Linked DNA regions of Homo sapiens: region 2 is linked to region 1. Evidence: chromatin contacts called from ENCODE Hi-C or POLR2A ChIA-PET data. All regions are on one chromosome and are shown on one strand. Each heading gives the region's core, a stretch centred on a gene start or an enhancer-like site at or near the end of the contact. The rest is flanking DNA. Distances are from core to core; before and after follow the strand shown. Region 1 holds the start of ZNF486 (zinc finger protein 486). Region 2 holds the start of ZNF682 (zinc finger protein 682).

Region 1 (6,594 bases), core at 3,973-6,472:
TAAGTTAATGTATCAGGATAGGGGATAGTTGCTACAAGAGAAATAAGAGCTGGAAAAGAAAAATGCCAATCCAACTGCCAGACTGACCCTGGCCCAATGCCAGGCCTATGTCTTAACTGTTCAGACTCAAAGATATCAGCCTATTGATGAAAAAAGTGGCTGTCCCAATGGCCCCATCAGGGTAAAATTGAAGAACTAGTCAGTCAGGTCTTGGAGCAGGTAAAAACACAGCTCCTATCTCAAGGATGGGAAATTAACCTTAGTAAAATTCAAGGACAAATTGTAAAATTCCTTGGCATCCTGCACAAACTATAAAATTCCTTGGCATCCTATGAAATGCAGGGAAATAGTCCATTTTACCAAAGACTAAGGCTAAAATACTAAAAATTGCAACCCTTACCACTAAAAAGGAGGACTAGAAATTTATTGGCTTGTTTGGATTCGGGAGACATTATATTCACCACTTGGGTAACATTTTACAACCTCTGCATGCAGTCACTAGAAAATGCTGTGACTTTCACTGGGGAGAGAAAGAGAGCATGGCTTTTGAACAAGCTAAACAAGCAGTGCAACTGGCCCTGGACCTATGGCCCATATGAGATGGGCCAGTAGAACTGCAAATAACTGTCCTAAATCAACATGCTAATTGGAGCCTTAGGCAGAAACAAGATGGGAAGAGGGTACACTTTGGGTTTTGAACCCAGAAATTGCCAGAGGCCAGCAAAGCTTATACCCCTTTCAAGAAGCAATTGTTACCTTGCTATTGGGCTTTGCTGGAAATGGAACACCTCTGCTTCAACCGTGATGTCTTTATAAGGTCTGAAATTCCTATTATGACTTGAGTCATGAGTTCCCCCAAAACTCACCAAATAGGGCATGCCCAAGAAAGTAACATCATAAAATGGAAATACAACATAGAAGACCAGGCTAAGCCAAAACCAAAGGGGGTATCATTTTTACATGAGGATGTACAAAACTTGCCAGCTCAGGAAACCACTGAGGAAGTGCTGCACATAGGGAAGGAAACCGCCCCTCCCCCCACTCAATGGTGCAGTTCCTTTAAAGAACTAAGCCCAGAGGATCAGAAACATGCTTGGTTTACTGATCGATCCAGCAAACATATTGGTGGGACCCAATGCTGGAAGGGCATGGCTTATAATCCTGTTAAAAACGTAAGCATTTCTGATGAAGGAAGGGGTGGGAGCAGCCAGTTAGCTGAACTAGTAGCCAACCTCCAAGATATTCAGGAGGAAGCCAGAGGGATTTGTCACTTGTATACCAACTCTTGGTCAGTAGCAAATGGTCTTACTACCTGGATGCTCCAATAGTGACAAAACAAATGGTTAATTGGGAATAAAGAGGTTTGGGGAAAAAAATACTGAGAAGATATCTGAATCCTGGTGCACACTACCATTGTTGCTGTTTTCCATGTTGATGCTCATCCATCTCTGCTTTCTCTTGACAGACTATTTAATCACCAGGAAGATCAACAGGCCAAAATTTTTATTATAACTGCAAACTTGAATGCGGATGAATTGATTTCCTGTTCAAGCCTTGCAATGACTGGCATTATAATGTGTGGTGGTATAATTGATAGTGATTAGTGGCCTAAATATTCCACTTAAAAGATACAGAATGGTAGAATGGAGAAGAGTTTACCAACCAAATATCTGCGGTCTTTAAGAGACTCACCCAACACATAAAAACTCACATAAAGTTAAGGTAAAGGGTTGGGAAAAGATAGTCATGCAAATGTACCCCAAAAGCAAGCAGTAGTAGCCATTCTTACATCAGACAAAACAGACATTAAAGCAAAAACAGTTAAAAATAAAAAAAGACAAAGAGGGACATTATATAATGATAAAAGGACTAGTCCAACAGGAAAATATCACAATTCTAAATATATATGCACCTAACACTGGAGCTCCCAGTTTATTAAACAATTACTACTAGACCTAAGAAATGAGATAAATGGCAACACAATAATAATGGGGAACTTCAATACTCTACTGACAGCACTAGACAAGTCATCATGACAGAAAGTCAACAACAACAACAACAACAAAAACAATGGACTTAAACTATACCGTAGAACAAATGGACTTGACAAATATTTACAGAACATTCCACACAACAACTGCAGAATATACATTTCATTCATCAGCATATGAATCATTCCCTAAGACAGACATATGATGGGCCACAAAACAAGTCTCGATAAATTTAAGACAATCAAAATTATATCAACTACTCTGTCAGACTACAGTGGAATAAAAGTGAAAACTCCAAGTGAACCCTCAAAACCATGCAAATCCATGGAAATTAAATAAATACATGGAAATTAAATAAAAATAAAATTTAGGATCAACTTGTTTCTGAATGATTGTTGTATGAAATCAAGATGGAAATTTAAAAATTCTTTGAGCTGAACGATAATAATGACAATCTATTAAAATGTCTGGGATACAGCAAAAGTCGTGCTAAAAGGAAAGTTCATAGCATCAAGTGCCTACTAAAAAGTCTGAAAGCTCATAAGTAGACAATCTAAGATAACACCTCAAGGAACTAGAGAAACAAGAACAAGCCAAACCCAAACCCAGTAGAAAAAAAGAAATAACAAAGATCAGAGCAGAACCCTAGGGGGAGGGGTGGCTGCAGTCTCTGTGGACCAGCAGACTTAGCCTTTCCTCCTGCTAGTTTTGAAGAATTTGAGCAGCCCAGATGAGTGGATTTTCCCCCAGTGAAACACCCCCCTCCACCAAAGGACAGTCAAAGTGCTTCATTAAATGAGTTCTGCTTCCTGTGCCACCCAACTGGATGAGACCCTTCAACAGGGATTGTCAGACACCCTATAGAGGAGCAATTCTACTGGCATCAGGTTTGTGCCTCTTGAGGTCAGAGATCCCAGAGGAAGGAGCGGGCACTCTTCTTTGCTGTTCTCCAACTTCCTTGAGTGACATCTCCAGGCACGGCGGTGAACCAGATGAATAGGTCCTGAAGTTAGCCCCTAGCAAACTGCAGCAGCGCTACAGAAGATGGACCTGACCATTGAAAGAAAAACAAACAGAAAGCAACAATGCATCAACAAGAAAAAAATGTACCCACAAAAACCTCATCCAAAGCCACACATGGTGGCTCACACCTGTAACCCAATACTTTGGGAGGCCGAGGCAGTGGGCAGAGCACTTGAGGTCACGAGTTCGAGACTAGCCTGGCCAACATGGTGAAACCTTGTCTCTACTAAAAAATACAAAAAAAAATAGCCAGGCGTGGTGGTGCATGCCTGTAGTCCCAGCTACTAGGTAGTCTGAGACATGAGAATCACTTGAACCTGGGAGGCAGAATTTGCAGTGAGCTGCGATTGTGCCACTGCACTCCAGCCTGAGTGACAGAGAGAGAGACTGTTAAAAAAAAAAAATCCAAGTGTCAGAAGCCTCAAAGATCGAAACTAGACAAACTCATGAAGATGAGAAAGAATCAACAAAAAACAGCTGAAAGGCCAGAGTGCCTCTTCTCTTCCAAATGATCAAAATGTCTCTTCAGCAAGGTGCAGAACTGGACAGAAGATGAGATGCATGAATTGATAGAAGTAGGCTTCAGAAGATGGTTAATAACAAACTCTGCTGAGCTAAAGAAACATGTTCAAACCCAATTTGAAGAAGCTAAGAACCTCGATAAAAGGTTAGAGGAACTGTTAACTAGAATAACCAGTTTGGAGAGGAACATAAGAGGATGAGATGCATGAATTCACAGAAGTAGGCTTCAGAAGACGGTTAATAACAAACTCTGCTGAGCTAAAGAAACATGTTTGAACCCAATTTGAAGAAGCTAAGAACCTTGATAAAAGGTTAGAGGAACTGCTAACTAGAATAACCAGTTTGGAGAGGAACATAAGAGGATGAGATGCATGAATTCACAGAAGTAGGCCTCAGAAGATGGTTAATAACAAACTCTGCTGAGCTAAAGAAACATGTTCGAACCCAATTTGAAGAAGCTAAGAACCTTGATAAAAGGTTAGAGGAACTGCTAACTAGAATAAACAGTTTGGAGAGGAACATAAATGACCTGATGGAGCTGAAATGTTTGGCATGAGGCCCAGTCACTAGGGCCCTTTGCGACTGGGCTCAAGGAACACAAAAACGTTATCTTGTTTTTCAATAACTAACATATAGGAATAGATTGAAACAGAGATTTCTCTGAAATGACACTACATGAATGCCTCAATGAATGCCTCAAGGGGGTCACACAACCGGTTCTGAGACTTGGTGACCATTGTTTGTGTCTGTGTTCAATTTATTTCAAAATTAATATTTAACTTTTCCTCCACAAATTCCCCTGTCTTGATGAATGGGCTCTGTCTAGGCAAAAGGCCTGTCTTTATGAATCAGCTCTGTCTAGACAAAAGGCAAGGTAAAACCCTTGGGCTGTTACACAACCTCCGCCTCCTGGGTTCAAGCGATTCTCTTGCCTCAGCCTCCGGAGTAGCTGGGACTACAAGTGCACACCAGCACACCCAGATAATTTTTTGTATTTTTAGTAGAAATGGGGTTTCACCATGTTGGCCAGGCTGGTCTTGAACTCCTGACTCAAGTTATCCGCCCACCTTGGCCTCCCAAAGTGCTGGAATTAGAGGCGTGAGCCACTGCGCCTGGTTCTAAATGATTTCTATTTCCTGTAACAATTTGAAATTACTTAAAGGTTGTTTCAAATTGAAAAAAAGAATGTAGATAAAATATAAAAAGTTAAAAAAATTACAAGTGATTATGAAATATATGTGTAAATCTCGAGAGGTCAAAAGTGACAAATCTGATTTATATATAAGGTTTTATTAAAATTAGCTTTAGTATTGATAATACACTATTACCAAAGTAAAAGTTGATTTTCTAACAAAAATTTTATGTATTATTAATATGACAGCAAAATACTTCTGTTCACCTTTTGAATACATGCAAAAAGAGAGAGAGTAAAAAAGAGATAGAATTTTCCCTTGCTCTAGGGTGGGCCTGGCTCAGCTCAGGGAGGAAGCCCTGCCTGAAAAGGCTGCAGCTTAGGCTGTTACTCTTTCATCACTCAGCCCAGCATCTGATCACATCCTCTGTCACTCAGGGACTGAGTGGGCGGGGCCTTAAGCATTATCCAATCAGAGACGCTGGGCTGGAAACCGTCCAATCAGGCAGGCAGCTGGAGCAAAGAGGACGGCTTCCGGGTTTGGCGCGGCCTTTGTCTCTCGCTGCATCTGGAGCTCTAGGTCGCCTCTTCGCTACTCTGTGTCCTCTGCTCCTAGAGGCCCACCCTCTGTGGCCCTGTGTCCTGTAGGTATTGGGAGATCCACAGCCAAGATGCCGGGACCCCTTAGAAGCCTAGAAATGGTGAGAGTGCCCATTGGACATCCTGAGAGAGGGGAGGGACTGGTTGATGGGAAGTGGCTGTGGAGGGACTCAGGCCTCCCCGTAGTCAGCTCCACAATCTGCGTCCGGACTTCTCCTTACCCAGCTCGGCCTCAGTCCCCTTCAGCCATAAGATGGTGGCTGCGCTGACAGCCGGTCCCGGGGCGTCCTGTCTCTTCCCTGCGCAGTGACCGTGCCCTGGCCTGGCGCCCTCTCTGTGCAGCAGCTCTCCACCCGCAGCTTCGGGTCTCTCCCAGATGGTGCGGGAACCACGAGAAGGTCATCAGGGGAGAATCTTGACTCGGGGTGCGGGTTCACGATTCGGAAGAGCTTTGGTCCGTGGGGTTCACAGTTTCTCTTTTCTTTTGTTAAAAATTTATGGGGCCGGGCGCGGTGGTTGACGTCTGTAATCCCAGCATTTTGGGAGGCGAAGGCTGGCGGATCACTTGAGGTAAAGGGTTGCTAGGACAACTAAATTCCTCTTCAAAGACTCAACTTCCTGATCAGAAGTTGTAAAAGTTGTAAAACAACCCTACCCCTTTTTCTCCCTTTTCCTTTTCTCGCAAATCGCTCGTTTATCCTATTTGGAAAAAGTTTGGGTCTAAGCCAACCGGGATCAGCTTAGATTGTGCGGTCTGACCCCAGCCAATAGGGGAAGGACACAAAAACAAAAACTACGTTGGGGTTAAAAACCCATTCCTGGTCGGGCGCGGTGGCTCACGCCTGTAATCCCAGCATTTTGAGAGACCTAGGCGGGAGGATCTTGTGGTCAGGAGTTCTAGACCATCCTGGCCAACACCGTGAACCCCGTCTCTACTAAAAATACAAAAATTAGCCAGGTGTGGTGGCAGGCACCTGTAATCCCAGCTACTTGGGAGGCTGAGGCACGAGAATTGGTTGAACCCAGGAGGCGGAGGTTGCAGTGAGCTGAGACCGCGCCATCGTACTTAAGTGTGCGTGACAGAGCAAGACTCCTTCACACACACAAAAGAAGGGCCAGGCGCAGTGGCTCACGCCTGTAATCCCAGCACTTTGGGAGGCCAAGGCAGGCGGATCACCTGAGTTCGGGAGTTCGAGACCGGCCTGACTAACATGGAGAAACCCTGTCTCTATTAAAAATACAAAATTAGCTGGGCTTGGTGGCGCATGCCTGTAATCCCAGCTACTCGGGAGGCTGAGGCAGGAGAGTTGCTTGAACCCGGGAGGA
Region 2 (7,383 bases), core at 618-3,117, 130 kb before region 1:
AAGAGCCACTGTGCTGTGCCCCACTGTGTCCCTTAGATGCATTTTGCTTTGCAGGTTTTTGCACTGCCTCACTGGGTTGGGTGTTCCTTGTCCTTGGGGATATTTTTTTTCTCTCTTCACCAATCTGAGAAAATTTTCTCCTCAATACTAGCATCCAAATTGCCTGGCCAGCACTGTATCTCTAAGAAATGGAAACTGGGAGTTGGGGAAGAAAATCTTAATGTCCTAATGGATTTGCTTTCAGAGGAAAGGTATACCTGATTTCTCCCAGGCACAATGCACCAACCACTCCACAGAGAGGCCACATTCCCATACCTGGCAGGGTTGCCCCTGAGAGGAGATGGCCCAGGGGCTGATATTCACTAGACACCTCAGGAGACACAGCCACTGTGGGCATCTCATGTCATCCCCAGACAGTTCTGAAACTCAAAACCAGGAAAATAACACAGGGTGGCTGAGGATGCATTGCCCTGTGAAGTTTCCAAAGTGGAACCTCAACCCAAAAACATTCTGATAAGGTGTCTGTGCCTAGGAAAGATTAAAGGGAGATTGGCACAAAGGTTTTTGTTTTTTGGTCTTTTTTTTTTTCATGGTGGAGTGTTGGGATTATTCTCTGCTTTCATCTCCTGTAAAATGTTTGCAAATGAAAAACAATTCTTTTTCTAAAAAGTGCCATCCGCTGCTCTTTGAAATAATGATCAATCAAAATACTGTGTCTGAAATGTACAAAAAAGGACTAATAGTTGATAATGTTGTGAATTAGAGAGGGGAAGTTGGTGTTGAAGAATGTCAGGAAAGAACTGAAAATTTAAAATTCAACTGCAAGTCAGAGTTAGGCTGGGGCAACAGAGTGGTAGCTTTGAGATTCTGTTTGTCACACATTTGGAAAATCCAAGAGAAAACCACTTCTGTGGAGTGTTAAATAAATAGCAGGCAGTTAGACTGAGGTGGCTCTAGTACCCTGAGTTCCTACATTAAAAAAAAAAAAAATCAAAGGCAAATACATTTCTTGTAAATTGCTACCTTAGGGGGAAACAAAATTCAGATTTTTCAGATTTAAGCAACCACAAACCTTCAATTAACTTCTGATTACATAACCAGGCAATGACAACCTGAATAGTCTAAATAAGATGACTACATAACTGGAACGAGTCAGTTACTGAATTCGGTTTGCTTCATCCTGCACTTTATAAAAAACTTTCCTTCAAGCTCTTCGGCTGGACCCCCAACCACAAACCGTGGCTGGGTGCTCTCTGAGCATAAATCACTGTTAACTTCAATAAGTTTTCAACATTTTAAAGGTGACTCCCATAGTTTTTAAACAGGAGAAGGAAAAGACTGAGGACCCCCGGGATCACAGCACTTCCCACGCACAAACCACACACGGGGTCTGGACTCTGCCCTGAGGACGCTTCCATTGTCCCCGCAGTCGGGGCAGACGCAAGAACGCGCGCGGCTCTTCCCAGGGTGGGCTCCGGGCGGGAAGCGGGAGAACGGAACGGGATGCCCGCCCAGGGTCCCGGCTGCTGGCCCACCTCGCATCCTGTGCCCGGAGGTGATCGACGGCCGAGCTGTGCCTGCCGGGGACTCCAGTCCGCAGACTCCGGAGCTGACAGCTGGGAGGCCCCAGTCCCGTCACTGCCGGTTCCGGCCGGTTTCAACCAGCCCTGCCCCCACCTCGGGATGCGCGGCCTGGCACACTCACCATTTTTCGGCTTCCGGGATGTCGTGGAGTCTTAGCTCTGGATCTCACAGCATCTGCAAGTCAGAGGGCAACAGAGGCTGCGACAGTCACCGGGAACTACTAGAGCAGAGGATACTAAGCAATGAAGATGGACCCTGAGCTCTGGCTGGAGCGAGACAAAGGCCCCGCCAGCTCCAGGACACCGCCCCCTCTACCTTGGCTGCGCACCTGATTGGACAGTTCCCACTCTAGCGCCCATGATTGGATACAGTTCCATGCCCCGCCCCCTCAGGTCATGAGTGACAGGAGGCGTGATCTGAGAATGTGTTGAATAAGGCAAGAGTTACAGGTTTTTCCTGAACCCTTTTCTGGCGCGCTTCCTTCCTGAATTGGAAACTGGCCCTTCCTGGGGAACATTTGCATTTAACTTTGTATATAAAGTTATCTTTATTTGTGAATAGTATACATATGTTATTCACAAATGGAAACAATATAATGACAATTATTTTAAAATCTCAGATTTCATCATTTTCCTAGCCTCCAGTCTTTTGAGCAGGCAGCCTAAGATGTCGCAAGGGAGGCAATTCTCTAAGAAATAAACTGTGAAGCACATATGAATTTTACATTTTCTAGTAGCCACATTTTAAAAAAGAAACCAGGCGTGGTAGCCTGTGCCTGTAGTTCTAGCAACTAGGGAGGCTGAGGCGGGAGCATCACTTGAGGCCAGGAGTTTTAAGACCAGCCCGGGCAACATAGCGATGATCCCATCTCTACAAAAAATAATTAAAAATTTAGCCAAGTCTGGTGGTGCACGCCTGCAGTCCTAGCTACTCAGAAGGCTGAGGCGGGAGGATCACTTGACCCTGGGAGACCAAGACTGCAGTGAGCCACGATCACACCATTGCACTACAGCCGGGGTGACAGAGTGAAACCAAGTTTAAAAAAAAAAAGATCTCTGAAGAAGGCATTTTCTCTTTCTGCAATTTAGCCAAGCAGCTGAGTATGTCTTGAAGTCATCTTCTAATTTTTAACAGGGCAAGGATGTTTTCTAAAACCCCAGTCTCCAGAGTTGCCATGGGGCAAATCCCGGCAGCATACATGAAAATCACTCACAGCTAATGCATTCTTCATCAGATCCAGTGCTTCTTACCCCTGGCAAATAAAAATCACCTGCGGGGTTGGGAGCGGTGGTTCACGCCTATAATCTCAGCATTTTGGGAGGCCGAGACGGGCGTATCACCTGAGGTCAGGAGTTCGAGACCAGCCTGGCCAACATGGTGAAACCCCCATCTCTACTAAAAATACAAAAATTAGCCGGGCATGGTGGCACACGCCTGTAATCCCAGCTACTCGGGAGGCTGAGGCAGGAGAATGGCTTGAACGTGGGAGGCGGAGGTTGCAGTGAGTCGAGATCGCGCCATTGCAGAGTGAGACTTCGTGGGGAGGGTGGTGGTGGCGGCGGGGGGTGTGGAGAATGACTGGAGGGGCGGGGCAGGATGTAAACTTAAAATCCCTGAAGCCCAAGTTGCAACAGACCAATTAAATTAGAATCCTTGGAGTTGGATCTGGGCAACAATATGGTTTAAAGCTCTCAGGGTGATTACAGTGTGTAGCCAAGTACCCAAACTACTGCTTTTCACCAACAGCTTTTTCTTTTTTTTTTTTGAGATAGAGTTTTGCTCTTTTTGCCCATCCTGGAGTTCAATGGTGCGGTCTCGGCTCACTGCAACCTCCGCCTCCCGGGTTCAAGCGATTCTCCTGCCTCAGCCTCCCAAGTAGGTGGGATTACAGGCGCTTGCCACCACGCCCGCTAACTTTTTGTATTTTTAGTACAGACAGGGTTTCACCATGTTGGCCAGGATGGTCACGATCTCTCGACCTCGTGATCCACCCGCCTCGGCCTCCCAAAGTGCTGGAATTACAGGTGTGACCTACCGCACCTGGCCTTCATCAACAGTTTTGATGAATTAGTTATAAATGGTTTTTCAAATGCATGTAAAAACGTTTGCTGCTGAGTTGTGACCTTACAATCTTAACTCATTTCCCACTTACTATACTTTGCAGAACCAACCTCTGCTACTCGCTTTGTTCCTGATTGAACCTGGTTCCATGTGTGCTCAGTGTATACTATGCACAGGGCACTGTGCTGTGTGCCCTGGTCCCGGTGAGCATCATTCTCAGGGGAGAACCTTGCTGAAAACAAAATCACATCCCAAAAAGTTAAAATCATGCTACTGGCCGGGCGCGGTGGCTCACGCCTGTAATCGCAGCACTTTGGGAGGCCGAGGCGGGTGGAGCACGAGGTCAGACGTTCGAGACCAGCCTGGCTAACGTGGTGAAACCCCGTCTCTACTAAATATGCAAAAAATGCAAAAAATTAGCCGGGCGGGGGGGCGGGCGCCTGTAATCCGAACTACTTGGGAGGCTGAGGCAGGAGAATCCTTGAAACCTGGGAGGCAGAGGTTGCAGTGAGCCGAGATTGCACCACTGCAGTCCAGCCCCGGCGACAGTGCAAGACTCCGTCTCAAAAAAACAAAACAAAACAAAAACAAAAAACCATGCTACTTACCGAATTGAGGTGAAAATTAAAAGACCTAGGGGGTCACCCAAAGGTTAGAACATGAATCAATAACTTGGAATATTAATATACATCTGATGGTGCCCTGAGCACACATGTCCATTTTATTTTATTTTATCTTACCTTATTTTATTTTTATTTTTTGAGACAGAGTCTTGCTCTGTTGCCAAGGCTGGAGTACAGTGCCGCGGATCTCGGCTCACTGCAACCTCTGCCTCCCAGGTTCGAGCGATTCTCCTGCCTCAGTCTCCCCAGCAGCTGGGATTACAGGCATGCACCACCACGCCCAGCTAATTTTTTGTATTTTTAGTAGAGACGAGGTTTCACTACGTTGGGCAGACCTCGGGTGATCCGCCCGCCTCGGCCTCCCAAAGTGCTGGGATTGCAGGCGTGAGCCACTGCACCCCGCCACGTGTCTGCCTTTAAAAGAAAACAAAATAAAGCATTACTATTATTCTCAAATATTAATTTATAACTATTATGCAAACATGTAATATTTAAATTTTGATTGATGTATAGCATGCATACATAAATATATGCGCAAAACATTTATGGAAAACTTGATGAATTATTACAGACCAAACTCGTGTAACCAAGAAATAGAATCAGACTTGCTCATGCCCGACAGTCACTTTCTCCTTCTCTTCACAAAAGTAAGAGCTTAAGAGCTAAGTGTAGATCAACTTTGTCATTTTGTACAAGTGTTTTATTACAGAGCATTAAAAACATATCCAAAATACAAAGAAGGTGTATAATAGACCTGTCACCCAGCTTTAACAGCAACTTGACATGTGCCATTTTTGTTTCATTGATATTTCAACCCATTTCCCATCCCTTTATTAATTTTTTAGTTTTTTTTTAGATAAAATGTATATACATTGAAAGGTACGATCTTAACTGTACCTTTTGGACAAATCAACTCACTCATATAAACATCTCCTCTTTTAAGAACAGAATTACTCCACTTAATCATTAATGTACCCATAAGTTACCTCAAAGTATTATTTAAAATCTAGATTTTTATAAAATAGGTCTGAGTTTGGACTGAGAATTCATATTTCTAACAAAGTACGGATCCATAGAGCACATGGTAACTACAGAGTCTCTTTTATCTAAAGTAAATACAATTGGATGAATAAAATTAAGAAAAATTGACCTAAGGTGAAAGGACAAATCAAAACATCTGTGCAATATGCTATCTGTAGGAGCATTTGGTTAAGAAAAATATAAACTCACCAAAAAGTTTTATTATTTTAATAATGCAAATTGGCAAAATTCCTACTATTGTTTTCATAGAAATGCTCCCTCACAATAAAACATTTTCATATAGGAACGGTTACAGTGGCTCACGCATGTAATCCCAGCAATTTGGGAGGCTGAGGCGGGTGGATCACGAAGTCAGGAGTTCAAGACCAGCCTGGCCAAGATGGTTAAACCCCGTCTCTACTAAAAATACAAAAATTAGCCAGGCACAGTGGCAGGTGCCTGTAATCCCAGCTACTCAGGAGGCTGAAGCAGGAGAATCTCTTGAATCTGGGAGGTGGAGTTTGCAGTGAGCTGAGATCATACCACTGCACTCCAGCCTGGGTGACAGAGTGAGACTCCATCGCAGGAAAAAAAAAAAAGAAAGAAAAAAAGAAGAAAATTCATATCATAGGAAGGCACTGGTTAAAAATAGCAAATATTTGAAAGTAAATGTCTTATAACATTAAGTAGCAGATACCTTTTGAAGCCCATAGATGGCCTTTACATAGTTACCCAAAATTCAGTTGTTTACACAGCAAGTGCAGATAATTTTTATAGCTTCCTATTAAATTGTTATTAAAATTAAATTTATTAATTTTAATTAAATTAAAATTATATATTAAAATTATATGTTAATGCCCTTACAAAGTTTTCTTCTAAAATTCACTAACTTAAATTTTGTATATGACATATAAGTTCCCTTTACATTCAACTTAAATTTCCTTAATTTTATTAGGCAGTGCCTGTGTGTTTACCACCCAGTATTATTTGGGGTTCCTCCAACAGACATCACGGTTGGGGAAACAGGCTGTTCCTGCTTCTTTTTCCTCTTCAGGGCATCAGTTCATCAGTCAACCAAGTCGTGTGGGAGTGGAGGTCATATATTCCCTAGCATAGAGGGTGTCATTTCTGAGCACTCTGCTCAGAGTAGAAAAAGACCAGAAGGTCCTTTTAGGGAACACTTACTTGGGGAGGGCTAAGCCCCTTAAGGTGTGAGAGCTCTAATCAGCAGGTATAGACTTTTCAGGAGGGAGGGATGAGGCAGCCATTCTGAACCTGGAGCTCCATCACCTCTTGTCCCATCTCCAGACAATTCTAGAGGGCTGTTCAGGAACATGTCTGAAAGGTGCACATGGAGGAACAGTGTGGGCTTTGATCTGGCTTAGATGACGTCTGTCCTGGGGAGGCAGGAGGTCCATGCTCAGTATCTGGGCTGGTATCTTTGAGGTCAGTAGGTTGCCTTTTTGTATCCAAGTCCATTTTCACTAGGGAAGAGGCCAGACAGTCTAAATGGCTTCCAGAGCCCCTCTCTGATTCTCTTTGGGAGATAGGGTCTGAAAGAGGCTAAGTCAGTATTTTGGGGAAATTCTACAAAGTCTGGTTGGAAACTGGGAAGACCTCTTGCCTGGTGCTTAAATGCTCCATTTGCAGTCCTAGCCATATAGGTGTTTGGTAGACATAGAGCTGGGTTTGCATTTATATCAGCACAACCTTATGTCAGAGCTGAAGAAGTGGCCAGGATAAGTGTCTTGGTTGCAGGCTGGAGAACATCATAAAAGCAAACTGCTAGTTTGCTGATTTTCATCTTGGCAATGAGCATTGAGTCCTGGCCAAACTGCTTGAGTGCAGCATGAGGCCAATTCATAAATCCACCTCCACGCATCAGCTGTCCATAAGATAAGAGGAAGCTCAGTTCATGTTTTGACGAGAGGCTCTGCCATGTGAAAGAATCACATCTCAGGTGTCTTGACAGCTGGCTGACTTGTGAGAAAAGATCCAGGACAGATCTATTTTTGGATGCATCGACAGGCTTCAGCCTTCCAGAATAATGTGGGAGAAATGGCTTGCAAATAAAATATGGTAGGAACTCCTGATA

Evidence for each region. Hi-C counts contacts between places; a loop is a spot of excess contacts on that map. ChIA-PET counts read pairs that join two places held with the same protein, here RNA polymerase II (POLR2A). Pooled maps may share reads with other maps.
Region 2: a map of CD8-positive, alpha-beta T cell shows a loop between it and region 1 (9-fold over the local background). The contact joins the promoter of ZNF682 here to the promoter of ZNF486 in region 1. A Hi-C loop is called at or near these places in 13 of 168 maps with a recorded cell type or tissue (B cell, CD4-positive, alpha-beta T cell, CD4-positive, alpha-beta memory T cell and 9 more), 7 of 37 single-sample maps with no recorded cell type and 29 of 50 pooled maps. POLR2A ChIA-PET finds 5 or more read pairs at or near these places in 23 of 52 experiments (AG04450, B cell, CD4-positive, alpha-beta T cell and 15 more).

Annotation. Positions count from the first base shown.
Region 1 is chr19:20,161,992-20,168,585 of GRCh38, forward strand. It overlaps ZNF486 (zinc finger protein 486), which reads left to right and starts at 5,223. Exons shown (of 4, transcript NM_052852.4): 1 at 5,223-5,369. The coding sequence starts at 5,340. The region is part of intron 5 of LOC105372310 (a long non-coding RNA gene); the gene reads right to left. RefSeq lists an enhancer at 5,805-6,594.
Region 2 is chr19:20,037,638-20,045,020 of GRCh38, forward strand. It overlaps ZNF682 (zinc finger protein 682), which reads right to left and starts at 1,868. Exons shown (of 4, transcript NM_033196.3): 1 at 1,706-1,868. The coding sequence starts at 1,708. It overlaps LOC105372309 (a long non-coding RNA gene), which reads right to left. Exons shown (of 3, transcript XR_936387.2): 2 at 6,474-7,377; 3 at 4,651-4,682. RefSeq lists an enhancer at 1,638-2,214.